Linked DNA regions of Mus musculus: region 2 is linked to region 1. Evidence: chromatin loops called from intact Hi-C (ENCODE). Cell type or tissue: left cerebral cortex. All regions are shown on one strand. Links, peaks and the distances in the headings refer to the core of each region. The heading gives the core; the rest is flanking DNA.

Evidence for each region. A loop is a pair of places that touch in the nucleus more often than their neighbours do. Peaks named below come from ENCODE experiments on the same cell type or tissue, not always from the same donor. Only the 100,000 strongest peaks of a DNase experiment are listed, where the experiment ranks them.
Region 2: it touches region 1 in a loop (2.1-fold over the local background); 2 of 42 quality-filtered maps call a loop at or near these places.

The regions. Positions count from the first base shown.
Region 1 is chr12:82,805,885-82,821,581 of GRCm38, forward strand. The region is part of intron 2 of Rgs6 (regulator of G-protein signaling 6); the gene reads left to right. Among named protein-coding and RNA genes, the nearest start is that of Gm22149, 41 kb to the left of the region's middle. In left cerebral cortex, for the core only: no CTCF peak of the experiment used is centred there; DNase peaks (open chromatin) are centred at 9,054 and 10,287.
Region 2 is chr12:82,896,066-82,911,762 of GRCm38, forward strand. The region is part of intron 2 of Rgs6 (regulator of G-protein signaling 6); the gene reads left to right. Among named protein-coding and RNA genes, the nearest start is that of 1700085C21Rik, 35 kb to the right of the region's middle. In left cerebral cortex, for the core only: no CTCF peak of the experiment used is centred there; DNase peaks (open chromatin) are centred at 9,493, 9,919 and 10,458; H3K27ac peaks cover 572 bases.

The DNA.
Region 1 (15,697 bases), core at 6,403-11,402:
AGTCAGGGTTCTCCAGAAGGGTGGAATCAATAGGATGGATAGATAGAATCATAAGAGAAGGTATATTACAGGAATTGGGCCACATTATCATAGATTGTGAGAAGTGCCATGATCTTCAGGCTGGAACGCCAATAAAGCTGTAACTCATTTGGAAGGTCTGAAAACCAGGGCAGGCGATAGTATACCTCCCAAGAACTGTCTCAGTCACTCAAGGTTAAGTGATAACGGACACTTCAGCATTAGAAGAGAAAGAATAAATTCATCCCCTCACCTTTGTGTTTATCAGATTGGGTGGTCCTGGCCCATGTTAGTGAAGATGAATCTTCTTTGCTCAGCCTACTGATTCAAATGTCAATCTGTTCTGCAAGGAGCCCCAAAGTCACAGGAAAGTCATCTTTTAATAACTCTTCTTGCATAGCTCTTCATCCAATCAAGTGGATGAATATAAATGAACTACCACACTACACTTCATGTACGTTTTTAAATGGCTAAAATTTTAAATCTATAATTCTTATACATGTAGAGTAGTAAAGTCACTATTAAATGTAATTTTTTTTTTGGTCTATGTATCTGTGTATGCATGCTCATGTGTCCGTGTGTGTGCGCATGTGTGTAGAGGGCAGAGGGCAGTGTTGTAAGTCTTCCTTAATTGCACTCCACCTTAGTATTTGAGATAGTGTCTCTCACTGAGCCTGGAGCTCGCTGATTAGCTAGACTCAGCCAACCTTAGGCATGCTCTTGTTGTCATCTCCAGCTTTGGGACCACAGCACCTGGCTTTTGTGTGCACACTGTGTCCAACCCCAGTTGCTTCCATGGCAACTGACCATTCTCCTCATCACTTGGTGAATTCACTACTGTCCAGTTTGCCAGTGACAAGGACAAAGTTAATGTTTTGGGGCTTTCTTTATGATGTTTACCACTTTATCACAGAAACTCTGATCTTTTTGATGATGAACTTTAAGGTATTTGGGCGACTGGATGTACAGCCTGGCCTATTAGCAGAATGGTTTTCTTGATTCTAGCTCTAGTTCAAGCTCAAGTTGGCTGGCTGCTTCTGTGGGTTCTCACACAGATCCAGAACACTTTCTCAGTTGTGGGATACAAGCATGGAATTAAATGGCTTCTCCAACTCTTGGCTTCTCTGAATTCCTTCCCCCTCTTCTGTATCCTCTACTTTCTGGCATATCTTTTGTATTTACTATTATAAATTTATGTCTTTTGTATTTACATTGTCTTATAAATCGTATTATATATGTCTTTATATCGTATTATAAAATTGTCTCCATCTTAAAAGCTTATCTAGCATGAGAAAGCCATAGGAAATAGTTAACAAAATTGTACACTGAGCAACCTAACACTTTTCTTGGTTTGTTTTTCCTCCAGAAAACCTCTCTTTCTCTTATCATGACAACTTTTTTGGGGGGTGGGTGGACTGGTGGGTGATACTGATATTTAGAAAGGAGGAGAAATGCAGAATTGCGAAGTTAACAACAGATGGTTAAACAGAGCCATTTCAGGAGTGTTATTAAAATAACAAATCTATTTTCCTCAATAGTAGGCTTTCTTAAGTATTTAGCCTTATACCTTCTGCTGAAATAGAAGAAGGAAGAGGAGGAAGTGAGGGAAAGTCAAGGAGGTGCTTGGAATGTTCTTACATGACCTCCATTTCTTACTGTTTCTAGGGGTTTAATTTGGACAGTCATATTTATCTGGGATTGAATGCAGGGACATTTGTAGCACCACAGTGCTTGACAATTACTGTCTCCCCCAAAGCTAAGCTTTCTCAGTCCAGCCCTCTTAGAGTTGCCCTCACCCTCACCACCAAGTGATCTTATGGGCACTTGTCAAAGATACACCGGAGCAAAGGACCTTCCTCTCGGCTGATGGACGATAACTCTGCTCTGAGTAGACCTAATTCACACTCCTGCATTTTCAGAGCAGAGACACCGTATGCATGGATAGCTCAGAGGAGGGGGACTGTATGTATATAGTCTGAGAACCTCATACTTTCAACACATAGTGAGTGGATATATGGCTTAGAAAAAGTATTTAATATTTTTTAGTAACTTAACCATAAAGAACAGACAATAAGGAAGCAGAAAAACATAGAAAGCTCATAATGACAGCAACCTTTGGGCTTTTGGTATACAAATAGTCACTTAATTTATAAGTCCATTTCCCTACCTGCTTACTAGAGGACCTTCTCCCATGAGATATACTCCCAGGTATTTCCGAGTAAAATGAGCCGAGGATGTCTTGTTGGTTCTCCCTCATTTTGTTATTCTGATCCTGCCTCGGTGTTATTTCTCAGTCTACACTCAACCTCATGTCCCTTTTTACAATTTTTAAATTGCTTTTATTTGTTTATTTCTTTTGAGAATTTCATGCATGCATTTTTCAACAAAGGATTGCACTTGAGTTGTAGTAGCTCATAGCTACTGGTGAGAGTCTTGCCCAAACTTGGGGAACTCCAGATTCTCAAACAATCCAGACTAAGGACCCTGTGGGATACAGCTGGATTTCCTTACTGGCTTTCCAGCTCCAGTTTCCCAACTTCGGTCATGTTCTGGAGATCTTATACACCCTCTTTTGTAAATCCTTTCTGCAGCGGGAGAAATTCAGTCTTTCCTTACAGACAGGTTCCATGGCTATGTGTTTCCTTCTCCTCTCCTCTCCTCCCCTCCCCTCCCCTCCCTGGGTCTCTTTGTTGTGTTTTTGATGTCACTTTCCAAGCCAACTAGTTGGGAATACATTAGAAGGTTGAACCTCAGCAAGTGTGGATCAGTTGACTTCCTCAGCGCATTAGGAAAAAAAGACAGAGACCATCTTGGTCATGTACATTCATTAGCCTGGCTTCAGTCATTGTGCAGTATTTTGTAAAAGAAATTGACCTGCCAGGCTACTTTCACTGTGTTCACACATTCCTTGTGTGACATGGAGATAATTTTTCTGCCAACAGGCAGCCCTATATTAGACCAATATGGTCAATATTAGAGGTCTTCACCTGAAAGTGAGAGGGGAAATTGTTCAGTTCCCATGTTCACCACTTACTGCAGCTCTCTAGTGGAAGCCACGTGGATGTCTTCTAATATAGTCCAAGTTGAACGTCATTTACCCACCTATAGATAAAGATCTCAGGTTAGGACCTCAGAGCCCCTAGACAATGACAATCTCAAGCTGTAATTTTATAGCTGTAAGCTCTTTTAACCCTATCACCTAATAATCTAATTAGTACCAGAAGTAAAACTCAGCACACTGAAGAATCCAAGGTTTTAAAGAAACTCTTAAGAAGACCAAATGTATACTATCGCATTATAAATCACAATGTCACACTTATAGAAAGCACTGCACATAAAGTTTCACTATAAAACACTATAAATACATAATCATCAAATTGCCGGGGCTTGCTGCATAACGTGAATGAGAATAGAGTCTCCATCACCTGCTATATTGAAAGCTGGACCACAACGAGTCAGATCAACCAGGATGCCTGTAGGGATAGAGAAGACGAATGGTTCCCAAGCAGCTCAGAAACATGAGTGTGCTAAGGTGTGCATATGTAGGGGGGCGGTGCTAAGGTAGGGGTTATGCCTCCCTCACCCTCTTCTGGTAGAATCACCTTTGCATTTTCCCTGGTTAAGATCTGACACTATTGGCCAATCACATGTTCCCACTCTCTGGTCTTTGGATCTCAGAGAAGGCTTACAGAGACCAACACACACCTGGGGAAAGTATCAAGGCAACCATGTTGATGGCTAGTGCTGGTACCTCAGGTGGACTGTTTCTGAGAAAGACCTACTGCCTGGCCACTCCCAGTTCTGCTGGGTTTTCTAATACTCTGTCTTCTCTCTGACCTTGAATAGCCTTCCAGGAAACTCCTTTTCTACCTCATATATCAGGCAATATATGTTTGCAGCCCTGACCCAGTGTGAGCCAAGCCACATTACTTATGTGCCTTTACTTGATCCCCAATCATGCCTTCTGCCTAGGCATCCAAAGGATTAAGAGCTGCCGGCTCTGCGGAAGGAAAGCATGTTGATTTGGGTTTTGAAATTTATTATAATGAGCAGACAGCAAAGAAGAAATTCTGAGTCTACTAAGCATTAAAACACAATTAAAGTTGTTTATAGGGTAGAACTTCAGCTAAGCACTGGTTTATTTATATTTTCTGCCTATTTATCCAACAATAGGATGAGGGAAATCCACAGCAAGGAGAAAGGAAACACAGGAAGGATGCATGTGTTGAATACATTATTAGAATCTAGAACACGTAACTCTTTAGTATTCTCTGTAAGAAAGCTTTGCATTTCTCAGGCAGATTCTTCTCCCCCCCCCTCCCCCTACCACTTAGTATTTTGCACCTACACTTGCATACTTAAATAACAAATTCAAAATCACATAAAAGTGGTCAGGGTTTGGCTTTGATTTTTTTTTTCCCACTTGACTTTCAGTTGTTTCATTTCAATGAGACGTGTTAAGGAAACTATTTACTTTTGTAAATGTCACCCAGCCATTCCAAAATAAAGATGAGAAATTCCTCTCCCAAGGCCAAGATGAGAAGGCTCTAGTGTCTCTTGATGGAATTGTCCTGCATGTCCTTTGCCAGTCACCTCCTCACTGCTAAGCTGTTCCCTGAATGTGAAGGTGACATGATGTGTCACAGCCACCAACAGCCACACATTAGCATGACATTCAGCTGGATCACTGGCAGATATTCCATAGGAGAAAGGGGACTATCCCTGAGTGTCACCATACTTGGGGGATACTCTGTGCCTTCAAGAGCCTAAGTTTGGCCACTGATCCTGGAGAAACCAACTAAAACAGTCAAATTAAGAGTGTGAAGCAGGAAAAATTTATTCCATGTGGTCACATTAGAAGAGGCCGCAGGGGCATTCCAATGGTTTCTTGGGCTGGCTTCCAACCTTGGCCTGACAGGTTTTGAATTTGTGCAGACCGGCTCTGGACCTTGGGGGTCTGGGGTACAGAACAGTTTGGACTATTGTAGTGGGCTGTCTCCCTCATTCCTTCACCTGTGTGGACTTGATTTTAATGTGGGCAATATTGTTTGACCACTGAAGTCTCTCCAAGTAAAATGTGCGATGTTCCTTGTCAGTGTGCAGCCAGTTGTTTTAAACACTGCTTTACTCTCCACCGGTTGTGCCATATTTCCCTAGTCAGGTGGTAAGTGTTTTAAGAGTAAAGCCACAGTCATTCTCTGTTTAAGTTTTAAGTAGACATCCAGACTCTTGATCATATTTTGAGGCTGCCTTGTTGGTTAAAGCTCTCACCTAGAGTTGCCAGAGCCAATCTTTGACTCCAGCTACTGACACAGGAGGGAGCAATGCCCAGCTAAATAAGGTAGCATAGTCTTTAGTGCTCCAATCTCTCTTTCCCCGATCCCTTTATGACTCAAGAACACTGTGTTCTGGGGTCCAACTGTTCCTCGGCGTCTGTCTCTTCTCTACATGCTATACCTGAGCTTCTGGGGCTTCCAGGCTTGGAAGCTGGAAGTTCAGGCATGGAACTGAAGTTCACCCTTTCTCTATGGTGGGCAGTCAGCCGCAGTGCCCTTATAGAGAGCATGGTCACAACTCTGAGCTTCCATTCCTTTCCTAGGAGTTGGTTCTTTGGTCAATGTCTGAAGGACTTTGAGGTTGAAGAGAGAAATTGATCTCTGGCACGCTCTCATCCTAGGGCTGCCCTTGAGCCTGCCCTCTAAACATAGCATAGAAGAGCATAAAGCCAGGGAGGGTCCTCAACTCCTGAGGACTTCTCATACTCCCCAAAGATGCTTTTCCCCAGTGCACCCTTTAAAATATCTCTTTGCTTCCTGTTGGCAATGCTCCTGATTGAGATCCCACAGGATGTAACAGCAACTCCAGACATGGTTCTGTGTTCCTCGTATGACCTTGTAGTGCACGCCAATGCCAGAAATAGTCCCAGGCACCAGGGTTCCTGGATTATACATTTTATATTAAGTTAAAATAACTTAGATTTTTAAATTAAAAGAAAAACTAAGAATCTTTAAAATTCAAGTTTGCTTCATGTTTAAAAACTCCTCTAAGGAGCTAGGGTAATGTTGAAGGCCCAACTAATATCTGTATCCATTAAATACGGAATGCCTGTTCTCCTCTGATAGGGCCCTCTTGCTCACCATTGTCTACTCTCTTAACTTTGGGGAGCTGGTCAGCCAGAGTTTTAACAGGGAAGAATTGACACATCTCATAGCTGTTAAGACCATTACTCTTCTGATGCTTTTGAAAGCAGCTGTTAAATGCACGAGGTTAGGACAGAATTATATGTTCCTCCCTATGCAGAGTGATGATGATTTTTATAAGCACTGCTTAGATAGCACTGTAATTAATGGGCATCAACTTCTATTTTGGGAACAGTTTATCCTTAGAACACATTTAAGAGTCACCTCTTTCTTGTGGTCTTGAAGAGGTAAAAGAAAATGAAGAATAAAAATAATAATAATAAAACCATCCTTTTTAATCAGGATTCCCAAGCAGTCTAAATACCTATGAATTATAAATGAGAACCCTTCAGTGATTAAGATAAATATATGATGTGGCCCTCTCCTCTGCGTCATCTTATGAAAATCATTCACAGGAAGTTCCCTGACTCTGTGAAGTCACTTCTGTCTGCTTAGTGAATTTCTCAGGTGTGTATCAGAGGACGCAACAACTGTGGTGTTGCAACTGTTTGGTCGAGGGCTCTCTCCCAGGGGAGCCAGCAGCAGCAGACTGCTGATAGTCTGTTAGGGGTTTGGGGTATAACTCTTTGGAGATGAGACTTTGGAAGACTGGATGACTAAACTAGCCTCGTCCATCTTCTGATGTATTGAGAAACAACTTACAACAGTAAATGTGGTACAAGGGTTCAGTTCCTTTATCTCTTTACCTAGGTGAAGCCTTATATCTTAATGACAGGTGAGAGATGACAGACTTAAGCATCCCATTATGATGCAAGAGAAACCCATAAACCAAGAAATCTGAAGTCTGTCAGTCTATCTCTAAATAAGAGCCAGACACAGTCTTGGGTGGAGACTAATAGTCTTTTATTTGCTTGTTTGTTCATTTGTTTTTGAGACAGGGTTTCTCTGTGTAGCCCTGGCCATCCTGGAACTTGCTCTGTAGATCAGGCTGTCCTTGAACTCAGAGAGATCTGCCTGCCTTTGCTTTCCAAGTGCTGGGATTAAAAGCCTATGCTACCACAGCCCAACAAAACTAATATTCTTAACCTTTCATCATGCCCTGGACTTATGGTATAGTTTCTACTGAGTTGAAGTTCACCCTTTTGTTGCCTCATCTACTCCCTTAACACAGAGGATTGGCAAGAGCTGTTTCTCTACCCACAAGGCAATTCTGCATCTATTTCTCCACTATCCAACAATCTCCTCTTAACCATAGCCTCTTCAGGGAAGTCCTTTGCTCCCAGACAGACAAGATTCCTCTATTATATACCTCATGTCACTCACTTTACTGGTAATTGAACAAAAATGGCCAAATGATTCAGGAAGGTCTGCTCTGCCAAGCCCATCAAGGCATGTTGCCTTCTCTTGCTATCCACCCTCTTATCCACCCTCTTCCCTGTTCTTAGCCTTATAGGGAATGCATGGGAAGTATCAACTGGGGCCATGAGGCATCCATCAGGCCTGCGGTTTCATTCTAGCACAGCATTTACGCCAAATAGGCTTCAATACATTAGGAATGAATGGAGAATGCAGTGTATAAGACTTAGAAGAGAGAGAGTTGGACTCCAAATCTCAAAAATAGAGCAAGTTCTCCAAGGGATATGGTTAGGTTTGTTGAAAGCGAGTAGAAAGCAAAACATGGGCTACAACTTTGCAAACTTTTGATTCAAGAGCAGCTAACTTTATATTAGTTTGCTTTCCCTTTGTTTTTGCCATTTATGATTCCAAACATTGTCAAATGGAAATTATTTAAAAAAATAAGATTAAGTGGGAAGACAGTAGCCTTATGAAATTGTGTACTTCAGACCAATTTGTTGTGGCTATATTTTTTTTCTCTGACTTTTGACAATGAAAAATTTCTAGACTAAAGCTCCTGGGAATTATGATGACCCTGTAAACATAAAATGATCCTGTATGTCTGGCCGTGGGCCACCATTCTTTAAAGCTATTCAGAAAAAAAATTTCCTAGTCTTTCCAATGTCTCAGTAACCTTGAAATCTTTTTGAAGATGAGTCTCCATTTTCATAGATCCCTGGGATTCTTCACTTTGAATCCTGTAAAAGTCCTATGCCTGAGCTGCTGCCTATAAATCTATCATTAGTGTAATAATAACTCTTATGGTGGGAATAAATTGTATCAATATTAAAACAAACATTTTGCTAACCTCCATATAACCTCCTGACCAAATGGTTGGGGCGGTCTCTTATGTATAATCCCATGGCAGAAACTGTTACAGGAAATATTAAAAAAAACAAAGAAGAACCAGCTCGTTCCAGCATTCGTGCTGCCAAATCTCTGCCATGGCGGCCTGGCCAGCCATGCACTGGGGGCAATGGCCAACCTGTTTTTATCTCATGGAGACTCTCTGGCCCGACACTCCCAAAATGTCTTCACCCAGCTCACTAAGTTCCCACTGGCGGGTCGTTACCATGCCAGTCCCATGCTTCCAAATCCTCCATGACCTTTGTGGTGCACATCAGGCAAACTCATGCTTTGCTGCTGTACCTTTCTCTCTTGAACCCAGAGGAGCCTCCACATGAGGAAAAATGCAACAAAAACTTAGTTCAGAAACAATGTTCACTCAACCTCTGGATACAACAACTAAAACCTAATCTTGTAAGCCTTATTAAAATCTGATTCCTCTTAGCGAATCCTTGTGGATCTGCCATGATACCAGGAAACTCTAGCAGCTAGATCTTGCCCATATGCTGTCCCCATTCCTAAAGGACCTAACTCTCTCCTGCTTCCTCTCTTCCCCCATCCAACCCAGAAGTCTCACCCACTCGCCCAGTGATTGGCTCCTTTATTCACCAGGGGACTGGTTCACAAGAAGCCACCTGAGTACATGACTCATTCTTCATTCCAGACAACCTCTCCCGGGAGAGCAGAATTAACATAAAAGTACAAGCAGCGCAAGCCATCCACAAGAAACAAATGTTCTTTAACCAGCAAATGAAGTACAAGAAATGAGTAGAAGAAAGAGCTAGCTTCCTCCTCCTTTTCATTGTGTATATCTCTAGGAGAAGTTTCCTTAATCATCATCTCTTGAGGTATATAATGGAGGAATCTTGTCTGTCTGGGAGCAAAGGACTTCCCTGAAGAGGCTATGTTTAAGGAGCAATCGTCGATTTGTTGAGAAATAGGTGTAGAATTGTCTTGTGGGTAGAGAAACAGCTCTTGGCAATCCTCTGTGTTAAGGGAATAGATGGGGCAACAAAAAGATTGTTCAAGGTCACCATGCTGGAGCCTATAAGACATGGGAAGAACATGGAATGAGAGCCAACTGCAGTGGGAGGTAGAGGATAACAACTGCTGGAGCTATTGTATTGTATTGTATTGTATTGTATTGTATTGTTTTGTATTGTATTGTTCAAGGCCATAGAGAGGTAAGAAATTATTGATGACCGGAAGTCCATTAGGACACACTGTAGTTCGGGTGCCAGGTGGCAAAGAGTTGGTGGATACAATGAGGAAAGGATGAGTAGGTGGAATTCAGAGCCATAAAGGAGGTAGGATCAATAGAATTGGAATCAGTTGAATTTATGGAGTAAGAGTGTTAACCCTACCTCCTGACTTCTCGTGGCTGTAGCATTCATCCAGAGAAAGCGGATATAAAATAAGGATCAGAGAAAAGACTGAGTTTTATTTAGAGCATATTGAATTTGAAGCACATCAGAGCGACATCATAAAGTTGCCATTTGTTACTCGGTCCAACAAATAAATGGATCTTAGGAAGATAGTATGGCTGGATGCTAGACATTCCAGATTTCTCATAATGTACAAGAAACTCACAAGCTATGGTTTTAAGTATTTTGCTCATGAAATTGTGATTTTGGCAGGCCTTGATGTGGACAGCTCTCTCTGCTTCTCTTGGCATTAGAGTGTGTATCTTGAAGACTAGGGTGAGATCACCAAAGCTTACTTACTGTTGTGTCCAGGATGGATGTTGGAGGATACTGAGATAGGGCTAGTGTCCTTTGCATGTGGATGCCTGGCTCCTTCAGAGCTCGGTAACTGTGATTCAGTGTAAGTTGTAGTGTGAGAGTTGCAGAGAGATTACGTCATCTTTGATGATGTAGATTCTGAAGTTACTAAGCCTCATTTCCATTGCATCCTACTCATCTGAGGTGAGTCACTTTGCTGGCTGTGTTCAGGAGAGCAACTGGAGTCTAAGTTTAAAAGTAATAATGAGTTCATGAATCCTTTGGGAATGTACTTTGATCATATTCATACCCACACCACCCCAACCCCTTCCAGATCCTTCCTCACCTCCCTACCCACCCAACTAAATGTGTTTGTTCTCTCTCCCTCCCTCTCTCCTCCCTCTTCCCTCCCTCTCCCTCCCTCCTTCTTTCCCTCGCTCCCTCTCTCTCTGTCTGTCCATTGGTCTGTCTGTCTCTTTCTTTAAGTCAAGTTTGTGCCAGCAGGCTCCTCTCAGGTCTGGCACCTGCCCTGAAGTGTGTTCAGTATGTCAGATATCACACCATATCAGAAAATTGACTTTCATTCTCCCAACAGCAAACAAATGCCAGTAGCCGCCACCCCCCCTCCCCAGCCCCCAGCTAAGGCTGGGACTTCATGCCCATATCCCCTTATCTATGCTGGGAGTTTGTCTGGCTTGAGCTTGTGCAGGTCTTAAGTGTGCTGTAAGTTTCCCGTGAATTCATATGTGCATCTGCTCTGTTGTGTCTTGAAGTCACCCTTCACCTCCAGCTGTTGCAATCTGTCTTCCTGCCCTCCCGCATGGTGCCATGACGACATCACATTTGGGACGGATCGTGGAGTCTTACCTGTTCATAGGAGGAGTGCCGAAGAGTCGGAGAAAGTGCCTTAGCACCATACACGGAGTCTCCATGGTCTGTGGTCAGATAAGAGAGCTGGCTGGAGGAAGATGTTTGGGTATAACTCGAGTGCCTAGCTGGGTCCATTCAACAATGGAGGGAGCCTGCTTCTTTCTCTCCTCCACAGTAACGAGAGAGAGAGAGAGAGAGAGAGAGAGAGAGAGAGAGAGAGAGAGAGAGAGAGAGAGAGAGAGAACCTTCTTAAGGTGGCAGGGGAGTTTTAATGAAGTAAAGGAGACAGAAGTATCCCAGTGGAGAAAAGATGTGTCAAAACCAGATTGTGCATGTAATTACTTTCTCAGCCTTTCCTGACATTACCAGCAGGACTGGTGTTTTGATGAAAAAAAAACTTAATTAAAACTTAATTTTTTTTAAAGTGGAAAATATTTAGCACGATTGTGGGAGGATTGAAATCAGGGCGCCGTGTAATTTTAATTGCCTCCAAGAGATGCTCTTCACAATGACACATTAAGGGATAAAGAAGCAGTTGCAGGCATGGAATCAGAGGTCACCACCATGTTGGAATCTCCACAGGTGGCCATTTTGCATGAGAGAGTCACTCCCAGGGATGGCAGGAAACATCTTCAGCTCCATGTGTCAGGGTGTGCAAAGACTCTGTCCCTGTGTGCACTGGCTAGGCTATACGTGGAGACCACATTTTAAAACATGTTTTTTTTTTATTTTTAATTTTTTCCCCATACTTCATAAAGAAACAGTAAGTAGAGATTCGATGGTTCCCAAAGCATTAGTTTTGAAATGCCGATCCTTAGATAATTCCAGAAGGATCATCCAGCTCTTACCACAACCTCCGTTGGAGGACCTGCATGTTTCTGTTTTTAAAACAAAACTACTCAACTGGTTCTAGGCTTCAAGTGTGGCAACCTTAAGCTATAATAAAGGACACATGTTTTGAACCCAGGACCACAGGCCATGGCTTTTACTTTTCTGTAGATGTGGGTTGATTGCTAAGCTTCTTCCATCATATGGGTACTACATATGCTTACCTGATGGGGACTTGCAATCATCAAAGACAACACAGGTAAAGTGACAGAGATGATTAAATGAGAGAATTATCCAGCCATTTAAGAAGAACAGAACCAGCCTGTTTGCCAAACCAAGGGGATGGTTTGGGCAGCTCTTTTCCTGTTTAATCAGGAACTGGGGTAGCAAACCTGACTTTTTGTAACCTTTCAAAAATGACACAAAGTGGTACTTTCTGATGTACAGTCCAGGAATACTATCGACTTGCTTTTCTAAATCTCTGGAGCAATGAAAACAGCCTCCATATTCTGAAGAACAACCAGGATCCATATCAACCACCCAGTGAGACCAATGGGATCCGTCTGTACTGGGGGTTCTGGTTTCTTGGGGGAACAGGCCTGACATGCAGTGTTTGTTGTGGGCATACAACTCTGAGGGTTGCTATACCAGAGTCTGTAAATAAGATATGGAACAGGGGTAACATTTGTTCTTTTCAAGGAACACAATGTCTCCTCACTCTAGGCTCTTCAGAAAGGGATGAGAACATGTTTGGAGTTCTCTAGTGAAGATGGTCCATAGGTCTAAGAGGGTAAGAGCTAGAGTTTTTAAAGGGCCTGTTGATAGTCCCAGGCTACGAGAAATTCCCTCATCCCAAATGCTAGTGCTCTCTGTTGAGACACCCTGCACCTCACTGAAGCCCACATGACAGGGAAGTGGGCTGGGCAAGCCTCATAAGCCAGAGTGTGGGCGATGGTGAGAGAGGAAGGCAGTTTACCTGGTCTGGAAGGGAGTTTCTTCGGTGTACATTTGTGTCTTAATTACCTTTTTCATTGCTGTTATAAGACACCATGACCAAGGCTAATTAATTCGGCACTCTCTTAAGTCAACTAAAAAGGCTATTGATATTTGTAGTCTTGCTCTGGGTGATCCCATCTTCATATCCTAAGGCCAGTTTTACAGATGAGATGCTACACCCACCTGATGTTTATGAAGGCTCTAGAGATCCAAACTCCAGTTCTCAGCAGGCTTGCTGCAGTAAGTACTTGAACCACAGAGCTAGAACTTTCTATCCAGCCCTGGAGAACCAAATCTGGATGTATGCCAACTCATTTTTTGATGGAGCCTTGAGGACTATTTCCCCGTCTACATCTCTTGACTTCTGTGAGATACTGGGAGACTATTTGATCAGGGTGGTAAGGGAGCAGTTTGTTTCAGAGTTTGATCTCTATGCATGGTGCTAAGCAGGCTGGGTTGACAATGAAGCCTGACGTTGACCTTGGCATTAGGCTCTAGCCAATTGACACTAAAGCAGTTTGCGGTTTATTTGATGTTAGCATGATAATCAGGGCTTCCTTGTGTCTGGAGGTGGGGTTTCCCTGCATATGCCTGTATCTCTGGGTGATCGCTTCTCTGATTTCCATTTTCTCAGCAACTGGGAAGCCCCCTCTCAATCTCTCTCTCATCGGCCTTTCCCTTGTAAGGCTGATTTTCACAAGGGGGTCTTGACGAGTTAGACAAACATGGCCGAGTTCCCATAGTGGAGTCCTGAAGCTGGAAAGAAGCCACACGTGATTTGGTAGTAGGCTGTGCTGAAATCTGCAGTCAGTTGTCCCCGGGAGAAGGAGCCCCAGAGGGAAGCAGGCATCTCTATGGTTACTGGGCTCACCCTGCAGGCTTCATGGCTAGTTGTCTGTGAAGCCAGTAAGAGGAAGGAAAGCAGATCCTTCCCCACCAGAAAGCAGGAGCCTGTCACCCACAATTGTCCTGGCTGTCACATTCACCTTCTGAAGCGAGGGTGATGATCTCAGGCTAGCAAGTTCCTTCACCAACGCCAAGTCCAGCCTGTGCCCGTCTAAGCAGCAGGGCTTCCTGTTGCCCAGCTTGCTTGAGCTCTGCAGAACAACGCAGTGACTGAGGCCAGTAGTGTATCATTTTCTTCCCACCATTCTCTAGAACCCTGCGGGTTTGTCACCTGGAATCAAAGGCTTATCAGAACTAAAGAGAACCTTAAAGGTCAGCTCATTCAACCTCCTACCCAGGATATGCCTTCTAGAGCTAACCACCCACACTGCAGATTACTAATATATGTGACTATTCAAGGCAGCTATGTCTTTTTGGGAGGAATGACCCATCCCCAGGGTGTCACAAAGCTCAGGGTAGTGAGCTGGGCTGTGATGGGGGGCGGGGGTTGCACTCTCATCCCCAACCATTATAATTAGTGGATCGGATTCTCGAGGTTTATGATAGCTTTCCTAATTCCCAATTAGAATTCACTACAAGCTGTTGCTTGAATGTAACACGGAGCTCTGACCCACTTTCTACCCAACAGTTGGCAATTTCCCCTCTAATATCAGTTGTTTGAGTCATCACATTTACCAGAGCAGCTGGGGACCACTTTATCTCTATTTTCTGACTTCAGGATTATTTCCTGGGGTAGTTGCTGCTGATCGCTGTGTAGCCCGTGCTGTGGGAACAGGAGGAAGAGCTAAGAGCAATTGTATGTGCACTCACCTGCAGTTCAGAATCATCTCAGGATCTTTAAGAAATATGCGCACTTGGCTCCCACTCCTGGAAGTTCTGATGTGATTCATTTGGGTGCAGCCTGAACATCTGAGATTTTATGGCACTCCGGGTGATTCCAGCATGTACCTGTGGGTTGCTGCCAAGAAGGACTGGTCAAGTAAGGAAGATTGTGAACATCAAATGATGCTGACCAGAGAGGGTTAAAAGCAGAGCTATGCAGTGTGTTCCTCTTAGCACCCTTGAGGTCTGATACCACCCTTGAGGGACCCCAAGTTGCAGGAGGATGGTTGCTGTCAATTGATGAGTGCACAGTACATGCTGTGGCAGTTAGTGTTTAGAGTGATGGCAAAGAGCAGGCGGATTGATAGCTCTCCAGTAAAGCAGAGGAGATCTGTAGTTCTATCAAGAGAAGGTCAAATAAGGAGCTGGAACAAGAAGCCAGAAGTATGGGCTGTGTCCACAGGCAGTGTAAAAGGAAAAAGCCGTATCATGTCTGCATGCTACAGGGACTGCAGGCTGATTCCAGGGCCTGAGTCCTCTTCAGCATCTGCAGACTGAAGGCTTCAAGGAATCAGACTAGAGTTAATGCCACCAAGTTAAATAGTTTTATTCTATATAACTAGAGCTATATAGAAATGACCAGACACGGGAAGAGGGAAGGGCTGGTGATTGCATGGTTAGGTGTGTAGTTAGTTTTAGAAGGAATACTCTACGTGAGAAGTTAGATAATGGTAGCCATTAAAGCCAACTGGAAAGGTAAAAATGTTCCTTCTGGCTAGGATGGAGCTGTCAATCAAACCTGGGTGAAGGCAGGAGGGTTATTGATATTGGTCACTCAGTAGAATCCTATCCAGCATTCACAAGGGTCTGGGTTCAACTCCCAGAGCCACATAGCGCTGGGGTGGAGGTCTGGTAAGATGGTTCAGTGAGTGAAGGTTGGATCTAATGACTTTAGATCTATTGCTCAGTCTCTCATGGTGGAGGGAGAGAACTGACTCCTGCAGGTTGTCGTTTGACCACTGTGTACTTGCTGTGACATGTATGAACCCTCACAGATGTGTGTGTGTGTGCGCGTGCACTTGCACATATACACACAGATTCTAATAAAATACTCTTTCTTAGCTTTCTCATCCTATAAAAATGATGTAACCTCTT
Region 2 (15,697 bases), core at 6,738-11,737, 91 kb after region 1:
CTCAAAGTGAGCCCAGTTCTTAGAAGGGAGGGTTCTATTATCATTTTTTATAAGTTGCTAACAGTTGACCCTAAGGCCTCCCATATGCTAAGTAAGCACTCCACCACTGAGCTACATCCCTAGCGTGCACTGTGCTGACTCTAGGATTGGGATCTATCCTATCATTCACTGTATCTTGGGGACTCAGACTGGGCAAATGTCACTCCAGACATCTGGAAGGAAGGCTGGGGATTGTACATAAAGGGCATGAAACAGTCATCGCATCAGTGACAGTTGTGAGTGTTCAAGTAGGTGTTAAGAAATAAAACCAAGGGAGGTCTCTACAGGGCTGGTGGGCTGGATGCCAGGATGGTTCAGAATGTATCATTTGCTAGGAGAATCTCTTGGCCTGGAATCTGACCTGCACCCTATAAAACTCACCATCTGGCTTGCTGCTGTTAAGTCCCAGACATCTGGAAGGCAGCTAAGTTTCTAGAAGTTTCTGGGAGGTAAGAGTAAAGAATTCACATTAATCAAATATTAACCAAAGATGCTAATTCATGAACTCTGGAATATAAATTCAATGACTATCGCACTGATGGCTTCCAGTCAGTAGATCTGTTCCCACTGCTCTGACATAAATTACATAGAAAGTCAAATCTATCTGGGATGCAACTCAGCAACCACAGAAGCAGAATAAAAGTGATGAATTCTGATTCAAAAATCCAGTACACTGGGCACTTGTCTACTTCCTACATTTGATGGTTAGAGTTAATTGTCAACTTGACAGAATCTAGAATCATAGGAAATGGGCATCTAGGCATGTCTGTGAAGGATAATCTTGATTACGTAAATTGAGGTAGGAAGGTCTGTCCACTATGGGTGGTGTCATTCCCTGGCTTGGGTCCTAGACTGTGTAAGTAGAAAGAGGGTGCTGAGCAGTATGCCTGCATCTGTTACTTTTGTGTGACTGCAAACATGATGTCTCAAGCTGCTTCAAGCTTGTGCTGCCTGACTTTTCCGCCATAATGAACTGTACCTTAAACCATGAATTAAAGCAAACCCTCCCTGCCTTAAGTTGCTATCGTCACATTTTATCACAGCAGTGATAAGGAAGTCAATACATCACTGAGTTACTCCTCTCTTTTTCTTGCCATTGCATCACCATCACAGAACTACAGATGAGCATATTTAACCCCAACTCCCCAAAAACAACTCTACTTGTCCATGCCATTCAATACACAGTGTTGCTCTGCCAAACTGGATAAAAGCCTAGTATTGGGTCTAATGTGGCCCAATCAGTGAAACTTAAGGACTAGTACATTTTTTTTCTAGGATAAAATCAATGCCTATATAGCAATGCCACTTTACTTTACCCTGAACAAAAGATTAGGTATATCAAAGAATGATAAAAATAAATATGTGTGTGTGTCTGTATACATACATACATACATACATACATACATACATACTACTGATTCTGGAGTGTTTGATGTCATGTTTGTCCATGTATCCTCTAACCTCCTTGCAGGAGTCTGACATTTCCATGGGAATCTTGAGTTTCACATTTCAGGGACTTTTTTGAATAAGTATAATTGTTCAGCCCCCTTAATGTCGTTGGTACCCATCACCTCTCATGCTTGATAATGGCAAAGCTCTACACTGGCAAATCAGGCAGAGAGAGATTTCCTTGGTGATTTTGAATGAACCTCTAATTCTAAAGTATGGCTCTGACATGGTATTTGGCTCTTAGGAGGGATCCATCTCACCCAGGGTGCAAAGCTGTGGTCCTGAGCCTCAGCGTAGTCTTTTATGACTCTTTAGGCTGTTGGGAACAGCATCTCATTAGCAGTTATTGCTGTTAATTAAGCTGATAACCTTGTTGGTGCCTTGCTCTGCTGCATTGATTAATTTTGTTGATACAAATATAGTATGCATATTACTTAAGAACCTTTTACAACTTTCTTATTATCATTATCATTGTGTATATGTTGGTGTGTGTGTGTGCATGCACAAAGTATATGTGATCACATGCATGTGAGGTCATAGAACAACTATATAGAGTCAGTTTTCTCCCTCTGTCTTTTTGTGGGTTCCAGGGAGTGAATTCTGGTCATCAGGTAAAGCAAGCACCTTTAACCTGCTGAGCTATCCAGACAGCCCACATACTTGGGAATGTTTACAGTATATATTACAATTAGAAATAATAAATGCTTAAGCTTCCATATCAATATAGGAGACAGATGTTTTTATAGCCAATGCTTCCTCCAATTGCAGCAGTGAATCATATTTTGACACAAGCTTTTAATTGTTTTTTTTTATTATTAAAATGTACTTTGTAGCAGATACACACACACACACACACACACACACACATATATATATATATACACATACATACTGTCTTAGTCAGGGTTTCTATTCCTACACAAACATCATGAACAAGAAACAAATTGGGGAGGAAAGGGTTTATTCAACTTGCACTTCCATACTGCTGTTCATCACCAAGGGAAGTCAGGACTGGAACTCAAGCAGGTCAGGAGCTGATGCAGAAGCCATGGAGGGATGTTCTTTACTGGCTTGCTTCCCCTGGTTTGCTCAGCCTGCTCTCATAAAACCCAAAACTACCAGCCCAGAGATGGTCCCACCCACAGGGGGCCTTTCCACCTTGATCACTAATTGAGAAAATGCCTTACAGCTGGATCTCATGGAGGCATTTCCTCAACTGAAGCTCCTTTCTCTGTGATAACTCCAGCTGTGTCAAGTTGACACAAAACTAGCCAGTACAATTGACCCCTTGTCAACTTGACACACAAACACATCACTAGTAAGCCTCAACCCTTACATTCTTATTCATCCCCAAGATCTGAATAACTTTAAATGTCCCACAGTCTTTACATATTCTTAAAATTTCAATCTCTTTAAAATATCCATCTCTTTTAAAATCCAAAGTCTTTTTACAATTAAAAGTCTCTTAACTGTGGGCTCCACTAAAATAGTTTCTTCCTTCAAGAGGGAAAATATCAGGGCACAGTCACAATCAAAAGCAAAAATCAATCTCCAACCATCCAATGTCTGGAATCCAACTCACAATCTTCTGGGCTCCTTCAAGGGCTTGGGTCACTTCTCCAACTATGCCCTTTGTAGCACACACATCATTCTCTAGGCTCCAGATGCCTGTACTCCACTGCTGCTGGTCTTGGTGATCATCTCATGGTACTGGCATCTCCAAAACACTGCATGACCCCTTCAGTCCTGGGCCATCAATTGCAACTGAGGCTGCACCTTCACCAATGGCCTTCCATGGCCTCTCACAGTGCTGAGCCTCAGCTGCTCTGCGTGACCACTTCATGCCTTCAAAACCAGTACCACCTGGGTGATCCTTACACATTACCAAGCCCCGCTGCAGCAGGAGTACAACCTTGGCTATCTCTGGAACACAGCCGCTTTGTGCTTTCAAAAAACACTTCTCAGAAGATGTCACCTCAACGATGCTGGTCTCTTCTTAATCACTGCTAATTTCTTAGCTCCAGCTAACCAGCATCAATAGTCCCAGTAATGCAAAAGTTTCACTTTAGTAGTTCTGGTATCTTGTTAATCACAGCTGATTCTTCATCCCCAGCTAACCAGAACCACAGAATCTTCCCAATCAAAATAGAAATGGCCCTAAAAAGAGTCTTTAATCTTCCCTCTGAAATTTCACAAGCCAGGCCTCCATCTTCTGCAGTGTTCTCAACATTATCTTCCAAGCTCCTACACAACATCTGACAGAGCTCTTAACACCAAATAGATCTTCTGGCCCAAAGTTCCAAAGTCCTTCCACAGTCCTCCCCAAAACATGGTCAGGTTGTCACAGGAAAACCCCACTTCTGGTACCAATTTGTCTTAGTCAGGGTTTCTATTCCTGCACAAACATCATGACCAAGAAACAAGTTGGGGAGGAAGGGGTTTATTCGGCTTACACTTCCATACTGCTGCTCATCACTAAGGAAGTCAGGACTGGAACTCAAACAGATCAGGGAGCAGGAGCTGATGTACAAGCCATGGAGGGATGTTCTTTACTGGCTTCCCCTGGCTTGCTCAGCCTGCTCTCTTATAAAACCCAAGAATACCAGCCCAGAGATGGTTCCACCCACAAGTGGCCTTTCCCCCTTGATCACTAATTGAGAAACTGCCTTACAACTGTATCTCATAGAGGCATTTCCTCAACTGAAGCTCTTTTCTCTATGATAACTCCAGCTGTGTCAAGTTGAAACAAAACTAGCAGTACACATACATATACACCACTTGGCTTAGTATCTAAAAGTTTAAACTATTTAATTGATACAGGAGAAATTTTGATTACTCTATAGGGTTGTTTGTCAAATTAATAAAAAATTTAAGAACGAGCTCAGCTGGGAGCACAGGGATAATTTTATTAGTGTTTAGGAAAATAAAAAAAAAAAAAGCTTCAGCATAAGCAAGGAGTAAGACCTCAGCAATTTCCTGGAGGTAAATGGAGGGGGTGGGGGGCAGATAGGCCATGCCACCAAAACTGGCATGAATCTGACTCATGGTAGACAAGTAGGCACATGGTAGAAGAGACATGTTAGAGCAGTGGTTTTCAATCTGCGGGTCTTGGCCTCTTTAGGGTCCTATATCAGACATCCTGTACATCAGAGATATATACAATGATGTGTAAAAGTAGCAAAATTACAATTATGACATAGGGATGAAAATAATTTCATAGGTGGGGAATCACCACAACATGAGGCACTGTATTAAAGGGTCATGGCATCAGGAAGGTTGAAGACCACAGAATAAAGAAACAAAAAAGTACTGGGAGGAAAGCCCATGTGTAGAGAAGATATAGAAAGAGGTAAAGGAAAACTTACACCTTGCTGCTGGTGGTGGTGGTGGTGGTAGGATTTGTTGTTGTTGTTGTTGTTGTTGTTGTTGTTGTTTGCTTGCTTGTTTGCTTTTCCTAACAATTTAGAAAAGCAGGCAAAGCTACAGCCTTTAAGGCTTCCATACTAGGTGTGGGAGTTCTGGTGAGGGAAAGCACAGAATCTCATGAAAAAATTAGTTATTTTTCCCACGTCTTCAGCATGGATAAAGTGAGCCCACCTAGGAATGGCCCCCTACACAAAGGAAGGGAACTAGCCCACCTGGAATGCGAGGTCTCCACCCAGGCCAGAGGGTCTTCTGACAACGTGCTAAGCTGTAGTTAACTCCAGCTGTTGCAAGTATGCCTTTGTGGCTAGGGATGTAGCCTAGTTTGTGGAGTGCTTTACCTAGCATGGAAGAAGCCCTGGATTCAATGCCCTATAAAATGATCATCAACTATGCTTATAATCCCTATCACTGTAGAGGTAGGAGGACCAAGGTCATCCTCTGCTACAAAATAAGTTTGATACCAGCCTAGGATTCCCAAAACCCATTCTCAAGATGGAACCCAAACAAACCACAGCAGATGTGCTGTTGTCCAAAGGAAGTGAGGGCCTAGGAGCAGAAATGGCTTGACGTGGAATCTATGTGTCTAATGGGAACTTGGATAATGTTCATCAAATAGGGGTGCCATTCTGCTGAATGCCCACTGTACAGATGCACCCCAGGCACCAGTGCCTTGTCCTGAAAACGTGTTTAACCCCCTCTGGAGTGGACCCACCTCTTTGGTGTATACTGAGTCCAGGAATGATTATAACGTATTTTCATTCTTTTCTCTGTAACTTGGTCTTTCCCTTTTTTCCTATTCTTGTTTTCATTTTTCACTCTAAAAGGCAAAAGTATACCTGTAATTCTCCAGGTTATAGAAAATGAGCTGCTTACACATTAAGGTATTTCTTTCTAGATACCTTTCCAAGCATGGATAGTCAGACAATTTAGATCATAATTGCCCTATGATATTTAATTTAGCTGGTCTTTATTATCAGGTATATAAATTACTTGTAATTTGTTCTTGTGAATAGTAAGTAGTGTGTTGGGTGGTTTTTCAAATAAATATTTGAGAACCTAATGATGAGATGTAAAAACACGAACATCACCCTCCAGAAAAGGGTGCCAGGTACAGGCCCACTAAACACATTTCTGAGTGCCTGTCTCCTTAGAGCCACCCTGCTGCATGTGTCCAACCAGACAGTTATGTCCACACGCCAGCATTGCATAGTTTTAGACGTGGGAATCTGATGGGTGAGCTATGCCATAATGACAAAGTATGTCCTATTTCATTTCCAAGTTTCATTTTGCTTATACTGAACAAGACACATTTTTTCTTTTTCTAACTTGGGGTGGGCTATACAGGAACTGACTGTAGAGAGACTGACAGAAGGAAGAGGCTTTATTTACACTGTTCTAGACAACTCGGTAAAGAGCTAGAGGCAAAACATCTGGAGGGGATGCAGACTCAGTCCTCAGTGAGAAGCAGCCTTCTACACTGCAGGCTCTGTTGGGCTTGTCTATGCTAGTGAAATGTATAGTATGTTGCCGCAGACCCTCTGGGCCCCTTTGTCTGCGTGGAACGGGTCTCTAGTCCCGGATGGACAAAGCGTAGGATGAATTGACAAACAGACGCACACAGGAGAGGTCGTGTGGAATCTGAATGTAATGTCAAATTGATCATCAGACTTTTTATGCAGAAGACAATAAGGAAGTTGGGTGACACACCAGCAAGGTACAAAGAGGTTACTGGATTCTTACATAAAACAGAGGAATGCAAACACAGAAGGTCTAATGGGAACCACCTGGGATAGAATTAATTGTTAACAACTGGGATCAAAAAGGGCTCCACCTAAGATTCGCTTAATCTTAGAAGCCAGGGTCAAGGGCTTCATGCCCTTGCCATAGTTCCTATTTTAGTCCATTGTATAGTCCACCTTTCCCTTAGGCCATTGTAAATACGTGTGTGTGTGTGTGTGTGTGTGTGTGTGTGTGTGTGTGTGTGTGTGTGTGTGTATGGGTGTAACTCTGCTATAGTTCTAAGTATCTATTCTGGTTTCTTCTTCAGTCTGAAACTTCCTTCTTCCTTAGTGATGGTAAATTCCTGTGTAAGGAAGTGACTTGGCTTTTACATTCTTACTGAATTTCAAGCCCATGGTCTTGCTTAAGGGTGTTCTAGGACTGTTGGAACACTGGTGGAAGGCTTTAGCTATGTCAGAATTCAATCTTAAAAGGCACTTATAATAGGAAAATACTGAAAGAGAGCACGTGGGTCCATACACTAGACTAACTCGGGAATGGAAAATTAATGTATGGGTTAGAGGGAACGCCAGACTCCAGGAGGAGAGCTTCCTTGAAGCTCTTTGCCTCATGAGTGACTTTCAAGCCTCTCGGCTTAAGCTGACTCGACCAGAGCGCATGGCAGTATGTCACTATAGCTGCTACACTTACAGGAAACTCTCTGAGTGGTTGTCTTAATCCCTTCTCTTTTTTTTCTATTTAAGCACAATATCACCCAAACCTCTGGGTAATTTGTAAACCACGGTTTGCTTCATTTGGGTTCTGGGACGCTTGGGCATCTATTAGCATAGCTCCAGCTTCTGGCAAGGAATCCATACTGTGTGGTAACATGGTAGAAACAAAGGTCATGAGACAGAAAGAGCAAGCCTATATGACTCACTTTCTATTTATGACCAAATACCTGAAGCTAGGACCTTTGTAAGCAGAAGGGATTTATTTAGCTCACAGTTTGGAGAGCAGAAGCTCAGCACTGGCTCCCACTGAGCCGGCCTCTGGTGAAGGCCTCCTTGCCTATGTCACAACATGGTAAAAAAAAAAAAAAAAAAAAAAAAGCAAAGAGGGACCATGCTGTGTGCAGGAAGAGTCGAGGCAAGTGGGTGGGCTGGCCTCACTTTGTAAGAGCTCCCTCTCACAAGGGCCATCTCACTGCAGACAGCCAGCACCCCTTCTAAAGGCAGCCCCACAAACCACCTCTCACTAGGCCCCAATCCTCTATGGTCAACCCCTCTAATTGCATAGGGGAACAAGCTATTAGCACACGTACCCATAGGGGCCGTACTCAAACCACAGCAAGGCCAAAGTTAGAGCAAAGCTGTGTTTTGATAACTAACCAGATCTGAAGCATTAACAGCTACATGACATCCTTAGACCACTTTGAAGACTAAGAGCATACCTTGACCACAATGGCCTAATCATATGTGCTCCCAGACTCTTGCCCCAATTCTTTATTTATTTTACATAAGTCTGTGACCCAAAGATAGACTAGGGATGTGCTCACTGAATGCTAGATTTATTCCTCTTCCCGATGTAGCCCACACTGAATAATTCTCTCTCTGCTTTCAGTGTTACACTTCTCCTAGGTTGAATACTGGGACAGGTCCCTTTGCCTAGCTTGTTTGTGCTGCCAGAGGCCAAGCATTTCCCTAAAACTCTGGTTGCAATATCAATGTATTTGCTCATTTCAAAGGAGGCAGGGCTGATCCTTTGGGTCCAGGTACATGTTCTCATCAATAAAAGAATTCATATATGGCCACAACTGGATGCATATGTATAGACAGCTGCCTGGGAGACCTCCTTAGGATAAATTTTTGTGGACTCAGCTATGTTGGTAAGGAGTCATTTGTCTAGCTCTATCCTTTGTGATAATTAAGTTGTATGATGAGTTGTATAAGCAATACCCAGGGCACATGTATGTTACTGATTTGAAGCTGTGGAACCTGATCAGTGCAGCCAAAAGTTCCCAAAGTCCTCCTTACCAGTAGAATGCCAGCAGTGGAAGGTCTCACACACATCATCTGGTAGAAATCTTTGGGAACTGTTCATCCCTTGGTCTTTTGCAGCCAGCAAGTATTTTGAAAAATCTAGTACTCCCCCACTTCCTTTTGTTTAACATGGACAAGGAAGAAGGGCAATTTGCCTCATAGGTAAAAGAAGGAGGGAATTCTATAATGAGGGAGTTGGCCACTGCTCCTAGTCTCTGATCCACTATGGCCTTTCTCATATGGAATGACAATTACTTAAGACAAAATAGGCAAATGCGGGCAGAGCTGTATTGAGTGAACAGGGCTTGCAGCTTTCAAAGAATTTATTGTATGTTACTCAACACCAAGTTCATTTATTTCAAATTGAAGTCATGGTGGGAACGGTTAAAACTTCTGAGCATTATGACTAGGGATCCATAGTTAAGAGCACAAAGGATGTAAAACCAAATGAACGCCTCACTCAGGATTCACCTAGGAAATGGTTATTACTGAAGCAAATCTCAGTTCCTTGAGTCTTGGCCAGGACAACCACCCTTGCTTCAAGCATCTTCCTGTAGCTTTGTGGCTGATACAATAGGAAAGCGTCAATGGAAAGGCATGGTGGGAGAAAATGGGTTACACATCTCTAAAGGACTGCTCACCATTTATTGCAGTGCCATTCTTGGGACTGGCTCTCTGCTGCACGTCTGCACAGCAGTGTTCACGGTCTTCTGGCTTGTGCCTTCTGCTCGTCATAAATCACTTGGGTGAAAAGATATTTCTAGCCAGATGAACTCTCTCCCCCTCATCCACATTTACCCTAAAGGGTGAATGCGTTGTTCCCAGGAAACCACCTGGTTCCTTCTAATTTGTTAGAGGAAGAGTCTCTCAAACCTGCCCTAGGAAAAGGACCTGTGCTCACCTTCATACCTCCTGCTGCCCAGTGTCATGGATTCAGCTGTTCTAGGACAGTCTAGGGCAAAGTGACTTGCAATCTTCAGCACTATGAGTAAGCTACAAAGGAAATACAATTCAGTCTATCAGTCTATGAGAGAGGGAGAGAGAGAGAGAGAGAGAGAGAGAGAGAGAGAGAGAGAGAGAGAGAGAGAGAGAGAGAGAAGAGTGCAAACTGGGAGCTCAGAGCCAGAAATGTTACTCTCCAAAGGTTTCCTGGAGGCTTCCTTTGAATTTCAATCCTCAATGTTTTGTTGGCTTGGCTCAGCGAATCTAATTATATAGAGAAGACAGAGAAGCAGCTGCATTTAGCAAGTCAGAAAAGTCCCCTGGCAGTCTACCCTAGGAACAGCTAAGCATATGGAGTCATGCAGAGCCCCTGAAGACTCTACTCCTTGAGTGACATCAAGACAGGGAAGGCTGCCCATATGACCTAACTGAGAATTGCCAGTGTATTTCCTTTATTCTCTCTCTCTCTCTCTCTCTCTCTCTCTCCCTCTCTCTCTCCCTCCCTCCCTCCCTTCCCCCTGTCTTTCTTTCCTTCTTTCTTTTAATTTAGAGATATTTTCTTTCAGACTAACCTTCTCAGCTATCTAATCCCCTGCACCCAACAAGGGAGCAAGCAGTACTTTTTATAACCCCATAGGGTGACAAAGGTGTGTTCCCCCCCCCCATGCCTTCCTGGGTGGGTGCTTTCCACTTTCCCTGCCTCCTAAGGTGAGAGGGATCAGCTGTACCTGAGTGCTTAATGTCAACCATTTTACTTCCTAGTGGAGACTGTGACTGGCTCCACAGGCAACCATCCACCTACCACCATCACGGCCCACCCCCACCTCCATACCAGGAGCCTAGTTGTCTCAGACTGTCTGGAGACAAAAGGTGGTGGAGGGGCATCAGTGCTCCCTCATGCCTGTGCCTACGTTCATCCTGGGAGGACCATCCTAGCTTCCACTTTCAAGGCATCGCTGGGAAACCAAGGTGAGCCAGTCCCTGGTGCAGGCAGTAAAGGCACACTGTGCACAAAGTTTTAAAACGCTAATAAAACAGCCTCAGCGGCTGTCTGCTTTTTATTACCGCCTCGTTCCAGGAGTCTAGAGGGTATGAGCAAAGACAAGGAACAGTGTCTTTTCCTTCTAACTGCCTCGGGCTTGTTGGTCCCTGTAACAGAAAACAAATGAAGAAGACAAAAGGCATACCCATCTATTGCACACACATCTATGGGACATAGAACCTTCATAAGGAAATGGCTGCATGGGAAACAAGAACAGAGGCTGCAACTGCTATGAGCAGTGACATCCTCTGGGCTAACAAATGTCAATTGGGTCAGAATGAAAACCTGGCTTCTCTCCTCTTATTTAGTATCTGGTTTCTTAGTTGTCTCATTCTCTTCTATACTCACCCTGGATGTCAGAAACAACACTTTATGGATAAATATCTGTTAAAAAGATTTTATTTTAGTGTGTGTGTGTGTGTGTGTGTGTGTGTCTGTGTGTGTGTGTGTGTGTGTGTGTGTACATGCATGCATGTACAAATGTGCAATTGCCTACATAGACCAGAAAAGGCATCAGATCTGTTGAACCTGCAGTGATAGGCACTTGTAAGCTATGCAAAATGGTTACTGGAACACAAACCCCAGTCCTTGAATAGGGCATTAAACACTCTTAGCCATGGAGCTACCTCAGCCATAAAATACATATTTTATGGCTGAAATAGAATCTACTGCCTCTCACCTGGCAGGAATGACTATATCCTGAGTTGACCAATCCTGAGATAGTAATCATCAGACCACAATACGGCCAAGTCTACACAGTTTCTATCATCCCTCCCTCCCATAACCAGGGAGCTCATGTAGACCATCTTCCCCAAAATAGCCATATTGATTATGGGAATCCTTTCCATCATTACTTTTGCTTGATTTTCATAGGGCAAGTGGCCAAACTTGCCTTATGGGGCACTCAGAGTTTGGCTTCTGAGACATTATGACTATGGTAACAGAAGGAGTTAAGTCTTGAGTTTTAATTTCTAGGTTTCAGGGAGAATGAAGAGGAATAGACCGATGGGATGGATGAGAAAAGTACATTGGGATGTCATGAGTGTGAAATGCCAAAGGCATATGTGCACCCTTGTGTCCTTCCACACTCAGAATCACAACAAACTCACAGGTAACATTGATTTTATCGGCTGCAATCCGCCCAAGTATTCCTGCTTTCCCTCGACAGCTGGCCATTGGCAAATATAGACTTTTTTATTCTAATATTAACTCTATTTATCACCCTACCCTTACAATCTGCACACACACACACACACACACACACACACACACAGTCACATGACAAGAGATCAGGGAGGCCATCATGATCATAATAGTAGGTATCCTCTTTATGGAGTCCAGGTGAGGGTGTTCAGCCTGCTTGGTCTCGAGTGTACAGTAATCACCCGTGCCTGGTTTTTCTGCTGTGACTTGAATAGGTCTGTGTTCTCATGTCTCTGGTCTGCTTTGATAAGCTCATAGGTGGAACCATTGCCTTCTGAGGACTACGCGATTCATCAGTCTGTGTCTTAGGTTGGGTAGACCGATGGTGACGTGCACATGCATGAGGTGAAAAGTCATTCTGCTTCTGCATTTGCACTCAAAGCCAAAGGCTGCTTATGAGTTAGAATATAAGCCAGCAAGATGGTGCTTCAGCATGAAGGATGCCCACCAATGGCAGGCCTGGTGACCTAAATCCATCCCTGGAACCTATGTAAACAAAGACTGAGAGAACTGACTTGTCCAAGTTGTCCTGACTTCCACACCGTACGCCATTGTGTGCACGTGACCATACTCACATACAATACAACCTCTTGACATTTTAGATAGTCACCAAGAGCAAAAAGCAGCCTGGAGATGCTATTTCCTGTGTCACGTGAAGGAGCTTACAGCCCGCTCTTCATATGGAGGGAGAAGCATGAGCCATCTGTGGCCTCAGCTTCCTCTTTGTGCCCTTGAGTCTCAGGGAATAAGGGTGGTCTTTTTCTCCTGCACAAGGGGACCATCTCTCCAATGAAGGTTGTATGACCTGTCTTAAGAGAAGGTCAGGCTCTCCTTCCTCCACATGCTGTCCTTCAAATTCCATTAATTCAAACTATTCAAAAGGACAAGGTGATGCCTTAGGGGATGGTATCCTAAGCCTTGCCATAATTGACATTAGACTTCTCCCCTGAAGATGTTTTTGCTGCTGAGTTCTGAACAAGTGTGGTGATGATCACTGAGTCTTAGCAAAGACTAAAGCACATAAAGAACTTATCCTTCAAGACGCATTGTATGCCACATAGAAATGCTTCAAAGAATTCCAGCCCAAGCCACTGGCTCTTTATGTGTGACAGTACATATGTCCCAGTACAGTGTAAGCTCATGAGGGTTGAAAACATTTGAGTGTCCTGATGGTGTATGGTTTCTGTTGCTTTTTACCAGTATTATTGTTATTATTGTGTAGGTTAGTGTATATGGAGGTCAGAGGACAATTTTTAGGTGTTGGTTCTATCCTTTGACTGTGGGTTCCAGGAAATGAACTCAGGTATTCAGGAGTTAACAGTAAGCTCTGTAAATCTTATACGCCTTCCTGCAGACTTACAGTTCATATTTCTGTTTTCAAAGGCAAGTTCGAAATAAACAGTACTTACACATTTGCCAAGATGAACAAGTCAGAATTTTCAATATTCTGTGTGAGTCTTTAACTTTAAATATGTTTTTGAAAGTGTTTCTCTTTAAAAGGTTTATTATATTTTTAATTATACGTAGGTGGAGGGTATGTGCATGTGAGTAATGGGTACCCACGGAGGCCAAAGGTCACAGATGTTTGTGAGTCAGCTGAGAAGGTTCCTGGGAACCAGACGTGGTCAAGTCTTTTCACCCACTTAGCTGCCTCACCGTCTCTCACCATGGAAGGATTTCTTTTATGCATCTCTCCTTTCTTTAAAGAAAATTTTTAATGCCACTGAAATTGATCAATCCACAGGGGGGATCTTGGAGGAGTTGAGGGAGGGGAGACTGTGATCAGTATATACTGTATAAAAATTGGTTTTCAGTGAAATAATTTTTAGTTCATTATGTTTCCCATCTTGTGCTAAAACAATTTGTAACCGGCTTCCATACACCCATCATTTTAGAATGAACTATTTTTTAGTCTTCTTTACTGCTCTTTATTACTACTCATTTCTTAAAATTAACTCACATACAGGCCACAGAATGTGTGTGGAGGTCAGAGTACAACTTGCAGGAGTCAGTTCTCTCCTTTTACCAGGTGGGTCCTAGGGATCAAACTCAGGTCTTCAAGACGGATGGCAAGTGCTTTAACGTGCTGAGCCAGCCTGCTGGTTCCATTACAGTTTGTTTTAATGAATGATGTCTCTACCAGGGATAAGTTTGTTGGTAGTCTGTTTCCCCTCTATTCCTCCTGACACGCCCTCCCTAAAATTCTTAGATCTCTGTAAAAGTCTATACTGGGCCTCCTGATAATTTCCGTTCAATTCTCTGCTGTGAACTCCCCTAACACATACAGCATCCCAGGTTGCGTGGTGCTATAGCAGCTCATGTTTCTAATCTCTTCTGTGCATTATGATGTGATTTCTTGGGAAGTCTGAGTTATATTTCCTATTTCCTCCTGAGTCCCCTCAAACATATCTCCTGGAAGTATCTTTTGAAGACACATGCCCTTAGTAGCCAACATAAATCCTTCCTCATCAATTCTACCCCTAAAAACTTTGTCATGTTCCCCTAACTTATATGGAATCACTATCGTTTGTTTAGTCATATTTTCTCTGAAACTTTGTTGGGGAACCAAATGCAATCACTGGTTTTCTTTTTCTTTTTCTTTTCTTTTCTTTTCTTTTCTTTTCTTTCCTTCCTTTTTCTTTCTCTTTCTTTCTTTCTTTCTTTCTTTCTTTCTTTCTTTCTTTCTTTCTTCTTCTTCTTCTTTTTTTAACAAGTCTTAAATTTATTGCTTTTGAAATCAAGAGCTAGAAAAGCCAGTTTGGGAAAGTCATGATTCTGGGAATTGGCCATTCTCCTAAATCACTGGTTTTCAAGGCCATAAAATTGTCTTCAAATACTCCAAAGACATGACTGGGTAGATCAGTTCCAGAGTTAAATTTCTAGTTTGAATCTCCCTCCCCTGCATGCATAGTGACTTCACAATACTTAGGTGATCCATGGAAGCAGTAGTGAAAGTTGTCTTTGTACATGTCCTGTAGGCCAGCAGTTCTCAGAGAATGATCCAGGGGTCTCTAGGAGTCCCTGTGACCTTTGCAAGAAGCTCTGTGTGGTCTGGTGATTTTCCTAACATTTATCCTTTCCCATGTATAAGGTGGAGTTGTTCAGATAGACATCCGATGGCACACGTAATATCAGAGTAAATGGGGTGTGGAAACAAATGTGAGAACCCAGCTATGGCCCATTAAGCCAGCCACTGAGGTGATGCTCAAGAAAGAGAAAGCAGTGCCAGGATCCATGTGGCTTTTTTTTTAATTATTTATTTAGAAAAGTAATTAACCAAAAAAAAAAGGTATAAAGAAAAAAGTAAAATGTATAAATAAAAAAGGAAAGTATAATTCACAAAATTACATATATTACATATATTATATTGCCATTAATGTGTATTGAGTTTGTTGTTAATTTTAAATAAATTTGAGAGTTCATATTTCAAATTCAATGTGAGTACATACTCACATTGGTTTCCTAAAATTTACAGAGATTTATTCTTCTTTTTAGATTAAAAAAAGGATTTCATATGTGTGTACCACATGTGTGTTACACACGTGAGCACACTCACATACACACTCACACACAGCATATGATGTTTTGCCTGCATTTATATGTATGTACCACATGTGTGCCTGGTGCTTTTGGAGGTCAGAAGATGGTGGTAAGGACCCTTTGAGCTGGAGTTGTAGATGGTTAGGAGCCACATGTGGGTGCTGGGAAATGAACCCGGGTCTTCTGTGAAAGCAACACATGCCCTAACCACTGGGCCATCTCTTCGGCTTCAAATTTGCTGAGATCTCTGCCCACCTCGTGCTGGCCACATAGATCTTGCCTATCTCCCTTCCAT